Linked DNA regions of Homo sapiens: region 2 is linked to region 1. A link is a contact called in ENCODE Hi-C data. All regions are on one chromosome and are shown on one strand. The core of a region is the stretch at or near the end of the contact, and the rest is flanking DNA. Distances in the headings are between cores, read along the strand shown.

Region 1 (3,684 bases), core at 724-3,223:
TCACCTGAGGTTGGGAGTTCAAGACCAGCCTGACCAATATGGTGAAACCTTGTCTCTACTAAAAATACAAAATAAATAAATAAATAAAAAATTAGCCGGCCTGTGGTGGCGTGCGACTGTAATCCCAGCTATTTAGGAGGCTGAGGCGGGAGAATTGTTTGAACCCGAGAGGTCGAGGCGATTCTCCCTGCCTCAGCCTCCCGAGTAGCTGGGATTATAGGCACCTGCCACCATATCCGGCTAATTTTTGTATTTTTAGTAGAGATGGGGATTCACCGTGTTAGCCAGGCTGGTCGAGAACTCCTGACCTCAGGTGATCTGCCCGCCTCGGCCTCCCAAAGTGCTGGGGTTACAGGCGTGAGCCATCGCGCTTGGCCGTGAGTGACTTTTAAAAAATGAAAAGACTCCATCAAATCCTCCCTGACCCCAGTTTCCTCTGTTGTGAGCAGTAGAGAAAGGTAAGATTCCAAAATTCCTATTTTTCCACCATACTGGGTTGAAGGGATCTGTGGAGCCACCCTCTGGTAGAGGTAGAACCTTCGAAAAGGGCATTTTTAATCCACAGGGACTCCTCGAGCTCGGCTGGACCTCCGTGGTGCCGTGCTGTGAGACCATCCATCACTCAGGCACTCAGCGAGCCCACATCGGCCCCCAAGAACCCTGATGAAGGTCTTCCTGCCCCCTAGACAGACTTGGGGAGACGGACACCCCAAAAGCGAGAGCTCTTTGAGGTCAAACAGGTGCTCAGGAGCAGGGGTACAAGCAGGCCATCATCTTTTAGTGCTGTGAGGAGGAGTGGGGGGATGAGATGGGGACGCAGGAGGCTGCTCGGCTCCAGAGCCTGCTCCACGGTGGAAGGTGGAGGAGAGTCCAGGGTCCCACGGTCAGTCCCTGCGTGGCCCAGGAAGGTTTAATTCTTTTAAAGAGGAACACTGGACACTTCCCGATATTTTCTTGGTCCCCAGCTCAGGCCGACCCAAGTTCTTGCCTTCCGCCTAGGGAAGACAGGGGAGGACGACGCCATCTTTGGTCTCAGGGCCCAGGTGCGAAGGTCGTTTGGCACCATCTCTCCTGCCTGCCAGATGTGGGCAGGGCCCGTCCGGTTCTTCCCCTTTGCTCTCTCGGCCGTTTCCCCTACACCCGCAGGCCTTCCACAGCTTTTTGAACTGAGGCCCAGGGCCTCGCAGGGGATCTCGAAGGAGCAGCAACTGCACGGTGCTCCTCAGATCCGCGTGCCCGAGGTCACCGGGGAACAAAGAAGTTACTTATTTTTCCTTTTAGCTCAGATGAAGAGAGAGGGCGTTGTCTTCCACAGAAAAACGCTGCGAACTCCGCCCCCGTCCCCCTTTTTCTTGCAGCCCTTCCGTGCGGGTGCAGCTGTTTAAACTAAGGCCCCAAGTCTCCAGCACTTTGTGGAGTGCAGGAAGAACGCGAGCGTACGGGAGAATCTGGGCCGGCGGGGCGCAGCGAGCCGCATCGCAGCTGGAGGACAGCCGGGGTGTGTCTGTGTGTGTTTGCCCGTCGGTTGAAGGCCCCATCGCCCCCGGGTCCCCGCCCTGCCCCAGAAAGCGTTCCCCAAGAGAGCTAGGAGTCCTGCGCACCTGGAGCGCGCTCCGCGTCCACGCCCAGAGGGCGCTGCACACTCGCGCCCGAGGACTGCCTGCCCCCCTTCAGCCCCTCTCCCGGGCTGCGCCTCCGCACTCCGGGCCCGGGCAGAAGGGGGTGCGCCTCGGCCCCACCACCCAGGGAGCAGCCGAGCTGAAAGGCCGGGAACCGCGGCTTGCGGGGACCACAGCTCCCGAAAGCGACGTTCGGCCACCGGAGGAGCGGGAGCCAAGCAGGCAAGAACCTTAGGAGCGGGCCGGGGGTGGGGCGTTCCGAAGGGGCCGGGAGGGGTGGCTGGGGGGCGGGGTCCTGGGGGGTGTGGACTGGGGCTGGCCGGGAGACCTGGCGGAGCTGGGGGTGGGGGGCCAGTTTTTGCAACGGCTAAGGAAGGGCCTGTGGGTTTATTATAAGGCGGAGCTCGGCGGGAGAGGTGCGGGCCGAATCCGAGCCGAGCGGAGAGGAATCCGGCAGTAGAGAGCGGACTCCAGCCGGCGGACCCTGCAGCCCTCGCCTGGGACAGCGGCGCGCTGGGCAGGCGCCCAAGAGAGCATCGAGCAGCGGAACCCGCGAAGCCGGCCCGCAGCCGCGACCCGCGCAGCCTGCCGCTCTCCCGCCGCCGGTCCGGGCAGCATGAGGCGCGCGGCGCTCTGGCTCTGGCTGTGCGCGCTGGCGCTGAGCCTGCAGCCGGCCCTGCCGGTGAGTGCGGCCGGCGGCCAGGCGGGGAGGCGGCGGGAAGCCGGGACTGGTCACCCGCGGATGCCGGCGGGTGCACGTGGAGGGGGAGGGGGAGCGAAGACTTCCCTTCTTCCCGCGCTAGCCCAGCGGGTCCCGGGACGGTGAGCCCCGAGACCAGGGCTCCAGCCCCAATTTCCTCCGCTGTCGGTGGGTGCCGCACCGGTCCCGCGCTGGGGAGGGTGGGGGGCCGGGGCCCCGCGCTCAATTATGTAAAACGTCTCCACATCTGTCGGAGCCCGCCAGCCCACAGCGGCGCCCGGGGTCGCCCGTTCCCACCCTCCTCGCCCCGGCCACCGCGGCGGCCGGGCCCCCGTCGGTGACCCGGGGGGATGCAGTGACCGCGGCCACAACGCCCCCCCTGCAGACCCTAATTCAAACCAGACCCGCGGGCTTGCGCCCCAGCGCCGCCGAGCCCGGGCGCCCCGCCCCTTGCGCCAGGGCAAGTTTGGGCGCAGCGCGGCCGGCGCGGGAGCGGGAGGCGGCCGCGTTGGCCCGGGGAGCCGGGCCAGGGCTGCGTGGGGGGCGCGGGCGAGCGTCTGCAGGGCCCTCGGGCTTGCCGTGGGCGGCTCGAGGTGAGCTGAGCCGGCCCGGCAGCGGGAGGTTCCGGGAAGTTGGCCTCGGAACGCTGGAGACCCGGAGGAGCCCAACTTCTGGGCTGCTGAAGTTGAGCTGGCCCCGGAGGGCGCGTTCCCGTGCCGGGCACGGCCGAGGCGCAGGCGCCTTCCACGCGAGGGGACCCGGGAATGGCCTCCCGCTCCCCGGCTCGGCTTTGTGCTGAAGCCGCGCGGAGGGAAGGCGGGTCCCTTGGCCCGCCCAGTGCAGCTGGGAGAAAAGAGGGGCAGATGTGGAGCTCGGGGCTGTAAGAGGCCTTTGGGTGGGATGCAGCATCCACCTTCAGCGGGGCTGACGCTCCACTAAAGAGGGACGTGGCCGACAAAGAGCAGCCTGAGGGTCCCCAGAAAGTGGCTCTCCCGCCCCGGCCACCGGCCGCTAGCCCGCCTTCCCCAATGGGGGCGCTTTGTTCTCGGCCCCTGTAACCCTTTCCTGGGAACAGCCCCGTAACGCCGGCCTTGACGGGGGCTGGGACCTGGGCCGCAGCCAGGTGTCAGCGCGGGCCGCCCGGTGCCCGAGTCTGCCGCCCGAGTTCGCCTCCCCAGCCCCCGCGCCCGGTGCTGGCGTCCCGGGGTCCCTCCTGCGGGCCGGCTCGGCCATCCCCAGGGATGCAGAGGGGAGGTGCGGAGCCAGGGGCGCTTCCCCTTCCGGAAGTGGCGGTGTCTCGCCACTACATCTGGACAGTTCGACTTCCCCAGCTCTGGCAAAGGGAGGCACGTGGGCAGGGAAGGG
Region 2 (3,684 bases), core at 844-3,343, 3.2 Mb before region 1:
TTGAACTTAAGTGTTCCAATTACTTTGCCTGATCCTAATAAGTCAGTAGCGTGCTAATGCTTGCCTTGATATTTCTGAAATATACAGGGTTGTGATTAGCATGGGATTGCATCATTAGAAAGCTAAGTTGAAAGTGGGTGAGCAAAATCATCACTCGCATTTAAGTAAAACTGCCTGTTCAGTGGACTTACAATGTTACTATGATCCTAGGGGCACTATATGCTGTGACTAAATATATATTGTATTTGGAAAATCCTCTGCTGTTCTGAAAACTTCTGGCTTTGACCACTACTAGAAAAGACCCCAGGACAGACCTGCTCTAATATAGTCTCGAAGTCTCTCCAAGCCAGATACAACCGATGACACAAAGAATGCCTAAGCCATAACAGTACTGGGATTTTAAAAAAAAAAAAAAAAAAAAGAAGAAGAAAGAAAGAAAAAAAGGAAGGAAGCAAAAAGGAGGAAGGAAGGAAAAACTTTAGTTAGTTCTGCTGGACTGAATTGATGTCTCCCAGCCAAAAAGTGAGAAAGCTTTACAGTAAGCCTGCTGAAAGAAAGAAAAAAAAAACCCATGTACACATACATATCAAATGAGATGCCAAAAAATGACATTAGTATTAGGGGTGCCATTTGAGTTGATGAAAAAAAATTAACTCCTTTATATCTGTATGTAGCTGGGAATAGTGTAGGCTTTTAGAAACTAGCAGGAAAAAAGAAGGAGATACTTTAAACTAGGAATGGTTTGTAGCCAAATCAATTGATAAAAGAAGGAAAAAGATGGCACAACTAAAATTGATGCCAAAGATTTATAAGGTTGACTAAATAAAAATGAATGGATCACCATGGAAATGCATGAATACTGAAATAGGCAAGATTTGAATAGACTAATGATGTGCCTCACTTAAACTGACAGGTGTTGATAACAACGGTGACACTCAATCCACACCAACCGCCACACTTCCAACATGTTTATTCCTAGAAAACAGGCTGGATTTAGAGGTTCCTTTGGTAATAGTTTATAAGCAAAATGCATTTTCCGGTCTTAAAGTGACTGACTCAATGCTCATCTACTGGAAAAACAAAAAAAAGGTTTTTATCCATTTTGTTCCTAGATATGAGGAGCTGCAGTTAGCAAAAGTCATTCTCCTGGGCTCTACTAGTCTTTGTTTCAATAAACCTCCCACAAACCTGAATTCTCAGTCTTGCTTGTCTCCCACACTGAGTACTTGAAGTATGACCACCACTCATTAGAAACATAATTAAAAAGACACAACACTAGATCCCCACCCCCCATCACATTCAGATGAAAACCAATAACCCTTAATCTATTTGTTACCATGGCTACCATAGGATATTTTATTTCAGTAAAACTCTAGGTATTTCGTTTGGATTGCTGCTTGCAAATGAAAGTTGGAGACCTATAAATTTCCATAACCGAGAGACCGAGGAGAAGAAAATGTTTTTCTTAATCACAGGCAAATATGGTTTATAAGATGTTTGTGCAGAAAAGTTATTAAAATTGGTTAGATGCATCAGCCCATAAACCAATTTAAATGCCATTAAATTCATATAGAGTTTAAAAGGCACATGTGCTAGTAATTCCCTGATTTATAGCAGGGTGATAAATCAAGTGCACTCCAGCACAATGTATGGGACGGAGACTATTCATCAGTAGCACACAGCTCCATACCTGTATAAACACCTAGATTATGGACTAATCAAATACACGCATGCCAACCAGCCTTTAAAGTATTCACTAGTGCTTACTGGACATGTTTTCTCTAAGTGTCGGAAAGAACAATCTATAAAATTGTTCATTCTCCTCCCTCACAAAAAAATTAAAAAGCTCTATACCTTCTTTCCATAATAATAATAATAATAATAATAATAATAATAATAATAATAAATCAGGAATGAGGTGGGACAAGTCTGCTGTCATTCATCTGAAAATGAAGCAATTCCTCAAATCTGCCCTCCCAGGGCTGAGTTAGTGATAAGACCACACGGCGAGGAAGAAACTCTGTAGTGACTAGACAGATGACTTTAAAGAGACTGAAACTAGTATAAATACAGCCGTAACCAGGACAGATCTGTCATTGCAAGAGGAGTCCGAATCCCAGCGTTGCTGGACTGGAGAGAGGCTGGAACCTGCAGCAGCGGGCCGGGATGCCGCTGAGCTGCCGAAGTGGAAGTTTCGCAGGCAGCAGCAGCTCGGCGTCCTCCACGGTCTGGTCCCTCCAGCGCCGAGGTCTCGCCTAATGCTACATAAATACCTGCGTCCACGATTCGCCCGGGGCGCGCCGCGGCGCAAGCACGGGAGGGAGGGAGGAGAACGTTTGCAGAGCGGCGGGGATGGCAGCGGCGGCGGCGGCAGCTCCTTACCCATCAGCATCTCTGGGGGCCCGCGCGAGGGCCCGCCAACGGACCGCGTCTGCCGCTTGGTTCCACAGCCCAGGGACGACAACTGGCTTCTCAGCGGGTGGACCCAGGCATCCGAGACTCGCGCGTGGCCGCCACCCCCTCCTCCGAGACGGCTGGCCGCAGGCAGGCAGCGCGTCCCCGCCTTCCCCAGGCAACGCAGAGGCGACCTGCCCTAAGAGCCACCTCCGACCTACCCCGGCTCCCAGCCCCGCGCTCCGGCCCCAGGCGAGCACGTCCCTCCCTTGGGGCCCGGGGCCGACGCTGCCCAGCGCGGGCACCCGCGCGGCGACCGCAGATAACCCTAGCGCTCTCAGCCCGCTCCAGGCCACGGAGACCGGGACGCGAGCCCTGGGCTCCCCCGGCCCCCCGAGGCCATCGGGGCGCGCGTTCACACTCCCACACTACACATCTCCAGGTCCACCCTGTCCCACACATCAACAACCCCTCCCCAACGACACCACCTCCTGGCCGCTTCGCCGTCCCCGTGAGCTCTCCTTTCCGCGTCCCCCCACAACACGCTGGCACCCACAAGGTGTCAAGGGAAGTGTGCGTGTGTGTGTCGGGGTGGGGTGGGTCACAATAAGGTCTGTGCGGGTTCCCTCCCGACGGTTTTCGAGCTCATCTACCTCGAAAGTTACTTGGGATTGAGTAAAGAGACCCAGTCCCCAAATGCGAGATCAGAGGACGCGAGGGGCAGAAAACCCCAACCTGGCTTCTCGCTGCACAGAGGCGCGCACCTCCCCAAAGGACAGTGCGCGCGGCCGCCCCTGGGGGCCAGCCCTCCGTCGCCTCCAGGTCTCCTGCCCGGCCGGGGCCCTGGGCCGCTCAGGGGAACGTGGCCTGGAGAGGGGCGCGCGCCGCCGGGCCCAGCAGGGGGGCTGCTCCGGCCAGGGGTCACACAAGCCTCCAGCACCTCCGAACACCGTGACAGTGGCCCCAGGCAGCCCCGGTGCATACACACCCGGGGGCAGGAAGTTTTTTCCCCCCCTTTTTTTCCCCCTGGAGCAGCGCAGGCGCAAGGGCTCCTGCAGCCTGCGAGTCCAGACGCGGGAGGCTCCTGTCGCCGCCGCCGCCGCCGAAGCCGAGCCCAGGGTTCCGGGTTCCGGCCCCGCTCCCACGCCCGGCCCGGCCCGGCCCCACGCGGCGGCCAGGACCTGGGTCTCCCTCCGGCGCCGCATCCGAGGCGCTCCAGCCCGGCCCGGCTCTTACCTCCGGCGCGCGGCTCCGGCCCCGGCCCGACGCGCAGAGAGCCCGGGGTCGCGG

The links. A loop is a pair of places that touch in the nucleus more often than their neighbours do. Pooled maps may share reads with other maps.
Region 2: a loop to region 1 is called in a pooled map, with 3 times the contacts of the local background. The contact joins the promoter of LINC02923 here to the promoter of SDC1 in region 1. A Hi-C loop is called at or near these places in 2 of 37 single-sample maps with no recorded cell type and 2 of 50 pooled maps.

Annotation. Positions count from the first base shown.
Region 1 is chr2:20,223,419-20,227,102 of GRCh38, reverse strand. SDC1 (syndecan 1) reads left to right here and starts at 1,973. Exons shown (of 5, transcript NM_002997.5): 1 at 1,973-2,301. The coding sequence starts at 2,236. RefSeq lists enhancers at 646-1,325, 1,326-2,005 and silencers at 1,557-1,936, 1,997-2,416, 2,457-2,516, 2,537-2,996, 3,407-3,606.
Region 2 is chr2:23,385,727-23,389,410 of GRCh38, reverse strand. LINC02923 (long intergenic non-protein coding RNA 2923) reads left to right here and starts at 2,093. Exons shown (of 6, transcript NR_187213.1): 1 at 2,093-3,684. KLHL29 (kelch like family member 29) reads right to left here. Exons shown (of 14, transcript NM_052920.2): 1 at 3,631-3,684. RefSeq lists silencers at 2,346-2,395, 2,566-2,735, 2,756-2,875, 3,116-3,684.